3 separate regions of the Homo sapiens genome follow, and all the other regions are linked to region 1. A link is a contact called in ENCODE Hi-C or POLR2A ChIA-PET data. All regions are on one chromosome and are shown on one strand. The core of a region is the stretch at or near the end of the contact, and the rest is flanking DNA. Distances in the headings are between cores, read along the strand shown. Region 1 holds the start of SERPINE2 (serpin family E member 2). Region 2 overlaps AP1S3 (adaptor related protein complex 1 subunit sigma 3). Region 3 has its middle 160 kb from the start of SERPINE2.

Region 1 (4,494 bases), core at 1,077-3,576:
AAAATGTTCCTTCGACACTACAGGAAAGAATGGGGAAGTAAATGTCAGTCATTAAAGTGTAACCCAAAGAGGTAAGTCCTAAGGACTTCTAACGTCTTTCATAGATGAAGAATTTGGACCCTATTTACACTCTAATTGGGAAAGCAAAAAAGGCTTGTTGTTGTTTTTTCTTGAAAAACATTGGCTCCTTCAAGACAAGAGACTGAAACTCTTCAAAATAGTAATTTTGTGCATTTCTCTCACTGGTTTGAGTAACTTTAGTAAAAATTTAAAGTTACACATAATTAACCAAAGTGTGTGAGATAGGAATCAACGTATCAATGTTAATATCCTGATTGTGATATTATACAATGGTTTTGCAAAATGTTACCATGAGGAAGACTTGGCAAAGTGTAAAAGAGACCTCTCTGAATCATTTCTTAACAACTGCATGCCAGCCTACAATTACCTCTATTACAAATTTTAATTTAGAAATGTGATTGAGACAGAAATGGATGCAGGGATTCTGGCACATTTTCATAATAATCTGGCTTCACCCACATTTCCCAGTTATTTCTCCAGTAGTTTCTTGAATGACTCCCTTCCATCTGGAAGAGGATACTCCCAGCTTTTCAAACACACTGAACGAGCTCATTCACACCTGTGGGCTTTCCCCCCTCCTTTGAATTGTTCCCAGCTCCAGCCCACACCGCCCTGACTGGACCAAGCACAATACTGTCACTGAAACAGTTCTTAGCATGTCTAAAAGTCACTTGGCTAGTAGTTCATCCACTCGTCAACAAAATTTATTGAGTAACTGCTATATGTGTGGTATGGCTCTAGGCACTAGGGATAGAGTGAGTTGGAAACAATATTGAAATTAGTTTCTCTTCCCTGGTCTCTGGGAGTATATTCCAATGAGAGAGAGTAGAAGAAAACTAGCAAGAAACAAGGTAAAAAAAAAATCAATTCATGATGAGGGTTATGAAGGAAGTCATAGGTTAGAGGGGATAAAGTGACTTTATCTCAAGTGGTCAGGGGAGGCTTCCTAGGGGAGAGGACATTTGAGTTGTGACCTCAAGTGTAAGGATGCAGACAACATAGAAGATCCTGGGACAAAAAGCATTTCAGGCACAGAGAATAAGAAAGTTACCCTGTAACTGAATATAAATATTTGGTATGACTGTAAAATAATTAAACAGATGCTCATTTTTGTAGACTGTTTGCTCCTTATTTTAGGACCAAGCCTCCCATAGCCTGTTTCCCTCTATGAGAGACTGAGAACACCCTTAGGCTGGTCCAGATTTTACACTTTTCAGAGCAACCCCTTCCCCAACACACACGTGCACACTCTGGCACGGCCACCTGCATGCCAAGGGGTGACTGCAGGCTGATCTTCCAAGTGGCTCTCATCAGTAGCTGTACCCTTAATCCAGGGCTGTGTATAGGGAGATTTACATTTCTTCCTCGCTGTTGGGGCCGTCTGCCTGCTAGCGACGATTCTACACTAACGGCTACATAAATTACTGTCATTAAAGTTGGGTCCTTGGGTCCCCAGAAACCTAACTAGAGGCAAAGGAGGAACCAACTAAGAGAGGTCCAGGTAACAGAGCCCGGAGCGGGACGGTCATTTGTTGCAGGCCCCTGGGGTATGTGCCTGTCTATCGCGCACCGGGTCCCAGCAGCAGTGGTTACCGGCTGAGAAGGGCTGGGTTCCCAGGACGCTGCGGGTACCTCATGCTATCACCATAGCCGGGAATCCAGTTTTCTGGTTCCCCTCGTCTGTATTTGCCTAAGGCGACTTGCCGCCGTTCCTCTGTCCCCTAGGCAGGGAGAAGTCAGCTCTAGGACACCCTGCAAAACGCCTCGAGGGGTTATCTGCCCCTTCCCGGCCGCGTCCTGGCACCGTTTCCCCATCACCCGGAGGACTGAGCGCTGTCTCAGGGCGCCCTCTGTCTCTTCCAGGGGGCAGCCAAGACGACATGCCCTGCGTCTCAGGGACGCGGTACGAGCCCTGGTATTCCCCCCGCCACCTCACACACCCCCATCCGGGAGACCCACGTGCAGCTGGGCCCGGGCTGGCGCCGCACCTCGGGGTCTGCGCGTCTCCCCGGCGCGTTCCGGGCGCAGCCCCACGACACGGACCCCTGGCGGGGCGGCATCCGAGAAGTCGCAGGCGGAGAGGGGGCGTCCTGGAGGCCGGGCGCGGGGACGCTGCGGCCCGCGGCCACACAAAGGAGGCGGCGGGAAGGCGGGGCAAGGCGGGCCGGGGGCGGGGGCGGCAGGAAGGGGCGGGGGCCCGCGCGGCGCCGCCGATAAAGCCCCCGCCGCCGCGGCAGCCAGCTTGCGCTGTGGGGCTGCCCGGGCTGCGCGGCGTCTGCAGGCGCCACCGCTGCCTCTTTCCGGCTGTGACCCTCCTCGCCGCCGCCGCTTGGCTGCGTCCTCCGACTCCCCGCGCCGCCGAGACCAGGCTCCCGCTCCGGTTGCGGCCGCACCGCCCTCCGCGGCCGCCCCCTGGGGATCCAGCGAGCGCGGTGAGTACAGGCTGCGCGGTGAGTCCCGGGCGCGGCCGGCGCTGCCCTCGGCGGGGGACGCTCCCCGGGGCTCCGCGCGCCACCGGCCCTGCTCCCTGACCTTGCGCCCGGCCGGGAAGCTGCGGGGCCAGCGGGACCCTGGGGCGCCGACGTCGGGGAGCAGAGAACTTTCTCAGCCTCCCGCGGGCCGCCTTGGCCGGGGCTGGGTGCTCGCCGGGCATCCCGGTCCCGCCCGCCGGGAGCCCCGAGCGGGACCCGGGCAGGGCAAGGCGGGGCCGCCCCGGGGTGGCGTCCAGTGATACCCGCAGCTGGGAGCACCGGGGCCGGCGTGGCTCCTGCCCGGCCATCCGAGCCGGCCCTGACCCTGAACCTGAGGTTTCCAGCTGCTCGCCGGCAACCCCTACCCCGGACTTAGGCTGCGCGCCGCCGGATGGGGAGAGACTGGCGCACTCTTACTTGTTACCTCTGCCTGGGCAGAGGGAGGTGACGCGCGGTGTGGGGAAAGCCTTTAACTTGGCCTCTGGCAGCCGATTTAACCCGAGCGAGCAGGTCTTTGCTATTTTCATCATCTGTAGAAACGGGAGTTGCGAGGCGGATGAGTGACTGCAGGTAAAATGAAAGTACGGTACTCAGAAATTCTGGAAGGAATTAGGCATTTAATGTGTCCACAAACTGAGCGGGGAAGGAAGGCTTCTATTACATAAGACAGCACTCCACCTTCAGGTATTATGGAAGATGCTGTTGAAGGTTTTAGTGTTTTAATGAACGAAACACATTCTTTGTGTGTGTGTCTCTGGAGAAATCTCGAATGCTGCTGTCTTGCTTTGGCTACTTTGCAGGGGACGTTCTTATATTTAGCATCAGCATAAAAAGGTGTTCGAAGGTGTGACTTCCTCTTTCAAGCCAAGAAGCCGTTTATTTGTCTGAATTGTTGTGGAACAATATATGTGATAATTGTGTACTTTGAAGATTTTATATCAAAACTTGAGCACAGATAACTGGAAGAATTGTCAACATTGCTAATTTGTATATCCTAAACCACACTTCGAAAATTGAAGACAGTTTCAACACTATCTGAAGGTCTAAATCAGTACTTATTTGCTATTTGCAGTATTTCAATAGAAAAATTTTTGGCTATGCAAATGAAGGTACTAACCTGAGTAATCTAAGGTTTCTTTTAACCCCCAAATTTTGATTCTTTGTTAAAATAATGTTTGAAAATATCGTACCATGCAGGGCAATTACTGAAGGTCATGAAAATGTCATCGTATTTTATTCTAAAAACAAAAATGAATCTATGCAGAAAATTTCCGTGTCCCATGAACTTCATATTAGTTTAATTTTAAAAGTACTGTCTCCAAAAAAAGCTAATTTTCACTTCCACACAAGGGTGATTAAATACCAGTCAGAGATTGTTTGAGGTGGTAGAGTTGGAAATGAGGTGGTGACCTGGCCACGTCCCTGGGTGCATCTCAGCCTTGCTGTCCTCTTCCAGCCAGTTCTTTTCCCATCGCATGGGGACTTTGGCTCTTGGGCTATTTCTCCTCCTCTAGACCTAAAGTCCATGTGGGGGACGCTCTAGATGCGCACTTCCTTGACTGTCTCAAATCCAGTGTCTTCCATGTACTCCAGCTACCAAGTCCTCTAAGTACCTCCAAGTCTTGCCCTCTCTTGAGATGCTCAACTTCTGAAAACTCTTAGTGCCTCCAACCCGCAAGCTCCTTCCTTCCGGGTTGCAAACCGGACTCCCACTGTAATCTTCAATGCAAGCGATCTCCAATGCTTTTCCTCTTGCGGGTTTGGCAGGTGACTTTGTAGCCCATTCTACCAGGAGAATAGAGGTCATAAGTATCTCCTCACGTCCTCCCCCATCTCCCCTGTACAGACTTTTCTGTGTTTACCCAGTCATCCAATAAATCTTCTTAAGCATCTACTGTGTCTGGGTACTTTGTTGGATACTCATAGGTGGTAAATAGAGCAG
Region 2 (4,494 bases), core at 1,194-3,693, 230 kb after region 1:
ACTTACTATCGCAAGAACAGCACCAGAAGGATGATGCTAACTCATTTATGAGAATTCAGCCCCCATGATTCAGTCACCTCCTACCAGGCCACCTCTGACACTGGGGATTTCAGTTGAACATGAGATTTGGGTGGGGACACAGATCCAAACCTTATCACTCTGATTAAAAGAATGCTTGCAAATACTGGGCTCTTTCTCAACCCAAACCCAGTATCAACAAAGCCCTATTTTATTGAGTGGAGTGTGTTGAGGTGATGTCCCTGAATAATATCTATTTCTAGCTGTCCAGAATTCCAGAAAGCCCAGTTCTTCCCTTCCTGTATTGGAGTAGCTACTGTATTTTGTATTTTTCTCTCTGTCTCTCTCTTTTTTGAGACAGGGTCTTACTCTGTCACCCAGGCTGGAGTGCAGTAGCATGATCATGGCTGACTGCAACCTCTATCTCCCAGGCTCAAGCGATCTTCCTGCCTCAGCCTCCTGAGTAGCTGGGACTACAGGTGTGCACCACCATGCCTGTCTAAATTTTTGTATTTTTAATAGAGATGGGGTTTCGCCATGTTGCCCAGGTTGATCTCAAACTCCTAGGCTCAAGCAATCCTCCCACCTTGGCCTCCCAAAGGGTGGAATTACAGAGGTGAGCCATTGTGCCCAGCCTATTTTGTATTTCTCTAGCAATCTTTAATTAAATTTTAAAAAATTATGACAGTAATGCATAATTATTGTAGAAAATTTAGAAAAAAAACAGAAATGTAGAAAAAACCACCTGAAATTATGCTCTGGGAGAGCCATTGCAATGTTGTTTATTCTATTAATTTTCTTCTTAAGATGTTATAAAGATAAACATGAACAAGGCTGAAATAATTAGGACCTCAAAAAGAAAGTTTATGATCTCACTTTCTCACACACACACACACAGGTATATGTTTTTATCTATAAGAATGTATACATATTCTAAATATTGAAAGTATAAAGGTAACTTCTGACTGTAAGAAAATAAAAGGACAATCTAAATTATGTCATATACAGCTAAAATGACATAAAAATAATCCTTTGTTGGCCAGGTGCGGTGGCTCATGCCTGTAATCCCAGCACTTTGGGAGGCTGAGGTGGGCAGATCACGAGGTCAGGAGATCGAGACCATCCTGGCTAACATGGTGAAACCCTGTCTCTACTAAAAATATGAAAAAATTAGCCGGGCGTGGTGGCGAGCGCCTGTAGTCCCACCTACTCGAGAGGTTGAGGCAGGAGAATGGTGTGAACCCGGGAGGCGGAGCTTGCAGTGAGCTGAGATCCCACCACTGCACTCCAGCCTGGGTGACAGAGTGGGACTCCATCTCAAAAAAAAAAAAAAAAAAAAAAAATTCCTTTGTTTATATAAAAAAGTGAAATGTGACCATTCCTTTCACATGGCATGCATTTGCATTTCCTGACGTGATTACCAGGAGGTGTTATTTGGGCTTGGTGCTTTCAACAGTGAAAACGTGGTCATCTACTGCACTGGAACTTGTCTAGTTTCTTTTTGACTTGACAAGGCTGCCTGCCAGAGAGGTATGCAGTTTTTCTTGTGTTTGACCCAAGTTTGGCGTTATATTTATTTTTCTAGAAGTTGAGAGTCTGATGTTCTTTTTAGTTCTCTTTCTCTTTGTAATTTGGTAAAACGTTTTCTTAGTGGAGTGCCAACTCCTGTGACATTTTTGCTTCTGCAGTTGGCCAATTAGTGTTAGGAATGGAGGTTTCTGGTATACTCAGCCTAGTGAAGGCACAGAACATATTCAAATTTAACCTCAGAATAATAATTATTTGTAAAAGTTCTGAGAAAATTATAATTATGTATAATACATGGGTAAAAAAGAATAAAGCAAAAGGAAAAAATAACCAAACTCACTGAAACTTCAAAGCAAAGCAGTTTGAGGATCAACCTTTAAGAAATGCCAGCTATTTCAAAACACGTTAAGACGTATAAGAAGTTAGACATAGTTCTGAACTATAATAAGGCTTTAGCACTTATTTGTTAAAGTAAATTAGAATGGTGTTGGATAAATATATAAAGTACCTGGTGGATGATTTAGCAGAATAAATTTTGAGGCTAAATTTTATCTTGACATCAGAAGTGTAGCATTGCATGTTATAATTGAAAGGCAGGAAACATAATCTTCAGAAGTATTTTGGGAAATTGTACATAACAATTTTTTTTTTGAGATGGAGTTTCGCTTCTGTCACCAGGCTGGAGTGTAATGGTGCGATCTTGGCTCACTGCAACCCCTGCCTCCCTGTTTCAAGCGATTCTCCTGCCTCTGGCTCCCGAGTAGCCAGGATTACAGGTGCCCGCTACCATGCCCAGCTAATTTTTGTTTCTTTTTTTAGTAGAGATGGAGTTTCATCATGTTGGCCAGGCTGCTCTCAAACTCCTGACCTCAGGTGATCCACCCACTTCAGCCCCTCAAAGTGCTCGGATTAGAGGCGTGAGCCTCGGCATCTGGCCCATAACATGCTAAAGCTGCAGTGGTCACTATTTCATTCTTCCTAAGCCCGCTGATGAGTTTTTTAAGGCTTCTGCCTAATGCTGTCTTTTTCTTTGCTGTGCTATTCTGAGGCAACTTCATTTCTGCTGTTGTTTCTCTAATAAATATTTTCTTACAGGTTATTTTCATTTGACTCACGGTTGTATGTGTGTAAGTTTTAAGCCTAAATCATTTTTATTGTTAGTTTAAGGTGTTTTTCAACCAACTAGAACCAGATCTGCCAATTCCCTGTAACACTGCTGCAAAATTCAGTCTTTTCCTAAATGTAGATATTTGAACTGGACGCCCAAACATAATTTGCAGATTTTACCATTAATATCCTTACTAAAAACACTCTCCTGCCTTTCATTTGATCTAGAAGATTCTAGTAATTTCTAGAAACCTCTTTTTTTTTTTTTTGAAACAGTCTCTGTCACTCAGGCTGGAGTGCAGTGGCATGAACATGGCTCACTGCAACCTCCACGCCACCATAACCTCTGCCTCCTAAAATCAAGCCATCCTCCTGCCTTAGACTCCTGAGTAGCTGAGACTATAGGCATGTGCCACCATGCCTGGCCTAATTTATTTAAAAAAGTTTTTTTGTAGATATAGAGTCTCACTATATTGCCCAGGTTGGTCTTGAACTCCTGGGTTAAAATGATCCTCCCACCTCAGCCTCCCAAGGTGCTGGGATTACAGGCATGAGCCACCATACTGGGCTGATCCTCATCTTTTCTATCTTCCTGTCATTATAATCAATGACCTGGAAAACTAGAAGAAAGGAAATTCTGGCATTGGCAAAGCAAGTGTGCTTACTTGAGGGTGCATTGTGAAATTAATTAGTGGGTACATCCCCAGGTTGGCAGCAAAGATCTGTAGCTGCTACTTTGGAGGGTGTGGGATCTGTGCTCAGCCACTGCCTGGCTGGTGGCTTCTGTCTTGCTGGAGCCAGGGGTAGGACCTAAATTTAAGAGCACGAAACTAGCCATCAATTGGGAGGTTCACATGTCTAGCTTTACCTGACTCTCATTCACACTCATTTTTTTCTTTGGAAAAGGAGCATTGTTCAGCCTGTGAAATTAGAGATGCAGGGTAGGGTGGATTGTATAATTCAACATTCTACTTAAGTTTGAATAAAGTCATCCTTGCACTTTACATTTGTGCTGTCCACTTCACCTTTCAAAGGTCAGGAAAATTGCACTCATTATTAAGTACCTTTTGGAATTGATACTCTCATCTATTTTTTTTTTTTTTTTTTGAGACGGAGTCTCGCTCTGTCACCCAGGCTGGAGTGCAGTGGCGCGATCTCGGCTCACTGCAAGCTCTGCCTCCCAGGTTCACACCATTCTCCTGCCTCAGCCTCCCGAGTAGCTGGGACCACAGGCTCCCGCCACCACTCCCGGCTAATTTTTTCTATTTTTTAGTAGAGACTGGGTTTCATGGTGTTAGTCAGGATGGTCTAGATCTCCTGACTTCATGATTCGCCCACCTCAGCCTCCCAAGATACTTCCATCTTTATAGTTCCTCTGCCTTGTTTTAGTGACTTCAAATTTCCTACATTATTTTCTAAACTCAGGTGTACAATTTTCATCACAAAGGCATTACATGACCAGCCATCCTGGGACTTTTAAGAACAATTTTCGTTGAGTACATCACCTTTACCACCATCCTAAGTGCCATGCTGTTAGGAAAAAACCAATGAGTTGTTGCAAGAAGCAAAAAGCAATTACATATGGAATTTTGAGCAGTAACATTTAGTAACACTAAAATTGTGCCATGAAATTGATAGCATTTTGCATACCATTTTAGCTCCTCTTGACTCATCTTGCATATAAGTTAAAAAATTAATTGGCTGTATTTAAGTTTGAATAAAGCTTTAACTTTCTGAAAGAGTGAATTTATAAGAAAATTTATGACCTGCTTGAATATGGAAGATCTTGGAGCTGGGGTGGATTGCCTTCATGAAGTAGAAGTAATTTACAAGAAGAAAAAC
Region 3 (4,494 bases), core at 548-3,047, 160 kb before region 1:
TGAATCTGGGCTGGTTTGACCAATGGAATGTGGCAGAAGTGGTGTTCTGGGAATTTGAAGGCTAGTTCAAAAGAAATCTTGCATCTCTTGCCTAATTCTCCTGGAACACTCTGGGAGCTCTGAGCTACCTACTGTGTAAGAACTCCAGCTACCCTGAGATTGTCATGCTGGAAAAGCCACCTCTAGATACCACAATGACCGTTCAGCTGAGCCCAGTGTCCCAGGCGTCCCAAACAAGCCTCTGAACATGGGATTTTATCTCGGTACTTCCAGACCAGCCCATCTGTCAGTTGAATATGTCACAGTGAACTTAGACACCACGTGGAATAGGCCATACACCCCTGTAAGTCTCGGCTGAATTCTCCATTGATAAAAGGTATGAGATATAATAAAATGGAGGTTGTTTTAACTCACTACGTTTTAAGGTAATTTATTACAAAACAGTAAAGACTGGATCAGTGTCCAATCAGATCTCTAAGAAAATGTTGGTTTCACTGTATGTTTATAAAACAGAACAGACTTTATGTAATGTCATGTAATGGATCCCCATATTTCACAGATAAGAAAACTGAGGTTTAAAGAGCCAAGCAGCCATCCAGGATTCCCTCTTTCTCTTTCATGACTTTTTTCTTTAATTAACCTTGGCTGCTCTTAGAATAAATTAGAAAATTTATTAATGTTATCCTTGAATCCATCAATAATGTAAACAAATCTGAAATGGCTGGGAAGAGCAAATATGAAGAAATGGAAACGGTCTACCTAATTTGTCTTGTAGCCCCAGCATAGGGTTCAACACAATTTTAGGTACTCAATGAATTATCATTGAATAAACAAACAAAACAGTGAATGAATAAGTGAAAGGTCTTCTCTAAGTAAACTGAGAGTTTTGCAACTCAGTAGTTCTGTGTGTGATTCACTTTATCTACTCTATTTTTCACAATTAATTCATCTGACGCTTTTGATGATTCATCTGGCCTTTTGACAGATGACCCCTGGGGTGGCAACTAGTAAACATGTATTTGTCTCAGAATCCATGACTCTGTGGCATGGCTTTATGAAGATCAGAATGCCTGTCTCTGCCAGAACTCCATCTCTTACAAAGAAAATGGCTCTTCCTGGAAGCCGCCCTTCTCCATATCATGTACCATATTTCCTTTTCGGTGCTGCCTCTTCTCTGGAGGTCCTGCTGGCCACATGATAATTCAGACAAGAAATGGCTCACTTTTTTTCCTGTGAGTAAATTCACTTTTCATGATTGTTTTGTACCACTTTGGAGTCCAGTTATTTGGATGGAAGAGCTGAAAGTGACCCAACGAGGGAAGTATATGGTATTTGTTCGTGTCATATTTATGTGTATTCAACACAGAGGGCTGGAAATGACAAGAGTCCTGCTTATGGGGAACTTACGTTCCCAGTAAAAGAACAAACTACTTTTGGATTCTGTTTCTCCAAGTCAATTGGTCCTTTGGAGATTGAACAGCACATTAAAAAAAAAAAAAAAACAAACACAAAACCACTCACTGGTCATTAAGCTAGGAGAGCCCTTCTCCCAAGTCAACATCAAAACTCATGTTTATTCATATTACAAATCATAATACAGTGAAACTTCAGAATGGCAGTGCCCATAGCCTAGGGCAGGAAGTTGAATTTAGGAACTGGGAGGCAAACAGTTCTTTGGCTAGACTTCGTTGATTGGGGTATCCTGCAGAAAGACACCCTTGACCTTTTGACCTTTGACCCCCTGGGAATACTGAGTCTGCAGCTGCTGCATCTCCTGGGCTCTCCCCCAAGAAGCAGAGCTCTGAAGGTCCCTTGTGAACAGACAATGTGCTCTTATCCAAGAGGGATGAGATTGCCTCTTTTCAGGGAAACAGTCCAGGGCCCCTGTCTTTCAGGGAAATTACTGAATCATAGCCAAACTACAAAAATCAACTGCTAAAATAGCCTCAGAAAAATCTTTTTTTAAAAAAATAAGTAAATGCAATTCAAGAGACATTGGAGTTTTTAGAGCTCAGCTCCCATTTCTGCCGGGACATCCATTGCCAATAGAGGACCTGGGAGGCACCAGTGCTGTGATTCTGAGCTCACCAGCTGGGTCTTTCAGGGGCCAGTTGCACACCAGCCCCCCAATGCCAGCCAGTGAAAACCATTCTTCATCCTTTCGGCAAGTAAATATTCACCAAAAGCAGGACTAGATGCCAGACATTGTGCTATGCTCTGGGGAATAGAGTTAGTATAAAGAAGACACATGGTTCCTGCCCTCATGGTACTTACAGTCTTTTGGAAGAGAGAAATATTAATCAAACAATCCCTTAAACAACATATAGTTGTAACTGTGATAAGTGTTAAAAAGACACTAAATGACCAACTGTATAAAGGGGATTTGACCAGTCAGTGAGGGCAGGTGAGTCAGCTTGGAGTAAGAGAAATTTGAGCTGAGCTTTCAGATAAGCTGAATAGTGTTTAACTAAATGATAAGTGGAGGGGGTAGTATTCCAGCCAGACAAACAGCATATGCAAAGGCCCTGCAGCAACAGACAGAACATGAGAGGGATGAAAGTTTAAGGGATAGAAGATGGCCAGAAAGGGTGGTGTGGAATAGCAGGCATGGAGATGACTGTGTAGAACCCTCTAAATCACACTAACCAGTCCTGTCTTTATGACTTCAAGCTAGGGGAAGTAGCATATATGACATAGTCAGATTAGGGTTTGAAAAACCAGGTGACTTGCTTGCTAGACCCAGTGGAGCAGCTGGTATCAGTTGACCGTGAGGAAGTTGAGCCCCATGCTTTGACCATAGGCATCAATTTCCAGCCACAAAGAACCTTGTAGGACTCAAGTACCTACTGTGTCTCCCTTGTCTTCCATTACTTCCTGACCCTTCTCTTTCTTCTCCGCTCCCAAACCCTTTTGTCTAAACCAATATGCTGATCAGCCAGCTCCTTCTAATCCTAATCTCTTCCCCAAAGATTCCCTCTGGCTTCTTGCCTGTAAATGAAGCCTGGGTATCCTTTGAGGACACAGCTTCCAATGTGGCTGCCTCAGGCTGATGTCCTTTTATCTCTTCCAGCCCCACATATCACAAGTGCAGGAAGGCAGGATGGAACTCTTCCTTACCTGCAAATGCTACTACTTCCAGCTGCTTGTTCCCAGTCCCTTCTTGTTCAATCCCCTCTTCCTTTGAAATGCAAATAATCTTGCTTAAGCACTTTTTCCCTTCACCAGGGAGTCAACTACCAAGCTCCAGGTCACTCCTTCTTATCTCCAACATCCTCTTGGAAGATCCAGCCAAGACACTCATCTTCATCTACATCAGTGATCTTTTTTTCACTACTCTACCTCAGCCACCTGCTCTTAAAGTCAAAACCAGATTGTGTCAGCAGCAGACACCTTTTCAATCCCACCCTGTATCATTTCTTAGTGCTTGTTCAAATAGCCCCACTGGGGCCATTCTTTGACCACATTGTGACTGCTGAGCCATTGGCGTGACTTCTTTCTTTCTCCCTAGGTCTCTGCCAGTCTTCACTATGCTCTTTATCAGGACTGGATTTCACAATCCATCCCTGTGGGCAGGACATTGAATCAGATGCTCCCAGGGAGGCATCCAGTCATAGTATGAGGCAAAAAGAGTAAGACAGACAACATTGTAGGACTCTTCAAGAACTGATTGCATGACTTTTAAAGTCCCATATACCCTCCAAGGAAGAACTGAAAATGAGAAGAGAATATTGTGTGGGGTGGCTTTTTGGAAGGAGTAGTTGCTATGCTGAGTACCCCCAATCTAGACAGGGTACAGGAATGTTACCTTCATCACCTTAAGCCTAGTGAGGGGTGCTTCTAGAATGCCATGAAGAGAACTTGAAGTGTATTTCTTGCCATTGGAAAATATAGAAGATAGTAACTGTATTACTTACAGGAAAACTAAAGGAAGCAAGGAAGAGGGCTGCCTTTAGAAAAGAATAGCACTCCCCTTCAATGGCACCATGCTAGGATCAGCCTACACTTCTGGAACATTTTAGCACAAAAGCAATCACCTGGTGAGTTTTCTGTGGGTTGAATATGAGCCATGAAAGTGAAAAAGGAGTGCAAGAGCCATTTACCACCTGCTGTATTAGTCCATTTTCACACTGTTGATAAAGACATACCTGATATGGTTTAGTTCTGTGTGCCCACCCAAATCTCATCTTGTACTCCCATAATTTCCATGTGTTATGGAAGGTACCCAGTGGGAGATGATTGGATCATGGGAGCAGGCCTTTCCCATGCTGTTCTCATGATGGTGAATGGGTCTCATGAGATCTGATGATTTTAAAAATGAGAGTTTCCCTGCACAAGCTCTCTCTTTGCCTGCTGTCATCCATGTAAGACATGACTTGCTTCCCCTCCCCTTCTGCCATGATTGTGAGGCTTCCCCAGCCATATGGAACTGTGAGCCCAATTAAACTTCTTTCTTTTGTAAATTGCCCAGTCGTGGGTATGTCTTTAACAGCAGCA

What was found. A loop is a pair of places that touch in the nucleus more often than their neighbours do. ChIA-PET counts read pairs that join two places held with the same protein, here RNA polymerase II (POLR2A). Pooled maps may share reads with other maps.
Region 2: POLR2A ChIA-PET joins it to region 1 with 12 read pairs in activated naive CD4-positive, alpha-beta T cell. The contact joins the enhancer-like site here to the promoter of SERPINE2 in region 1. A Hi-C loop is called at or near these places in 4 of 50 pooled maps. POLR2A ChIA-PET finds 5 or more read pairs at or near these places in 2 of 52 experiments (activated CD4-positive, alpha-beta T cell and activated naive CD4-positive, alpha-beta T cell).
Region 3: a map of dorsolateral prefrontal cortex shows a loop between it and region 1 (2.9-fold over the local background). The contact joins the enhancer-like site here to the promoter of SERPINE2 in region 1. A Hi-C loop is called at or near these places in 1 of 168 maps with a recorded cell type or tissue (dorsolateral prefrontal cortex) and 7 of 50 pooled maps. POLR2A ChIA-PET finds 5 or more read pairs at or near these places in 2 of 52 experiments (A549 and PC-9).

Annotation. Positions count from the first base shown.
Region 1 is chr2:224,037,118-224,041,611 of GRCh38, reverse strand. SERPINE2 (serpin family E member 2) reads left to right here and starts at 2,326. Exons shown (of 9, transcript NM_001136528.2): 1 at 2,326-2,513. It overlaps LOC124907991 (a long non-coding RNA gene), which reads right to left and starts at 2,210. Exons shown (of 2, transcript XR_007088103.1): 1 at 2,070-2,210. RefSeq lists a silencer at 1,866-2,160.
Region 2 is chr2:223,803,145-223,807,638 of GRCh38, reverse strand. The region is part of intron 1 of AP1S3 (adaptor related protein complex 1 subunit sigma 3); the gene reads left to right. Among named protein-coding and RNA genes, the nearest start is that of AP1S3, 32 kb to the left of the region's middle. Within about 2 kb of position 2,443, at least 4 of the 41 ENCODE cell types and tissues checked have a DNase peak (open chromatin) inside an H3K27ac peak, as active enhancers do.
Region 3 is chr2:224,193,439-224,197,932 of GRCh38, reverse strand. No RefSeq gene overlaps it. Among named protein-coding and RNA genes, the nearest start is that of SERPINE2, 160 kb to the right of the region's middle. Within about 2 kb of position 1,797, at least 2 of the 41 ENCODE cell types and tissues checked have a DNase peak (open chromatin) inside an H3K27ac peak, as active enhancers do; they include dorsolateral prefrontal cortex, where a contact is called at or near this core.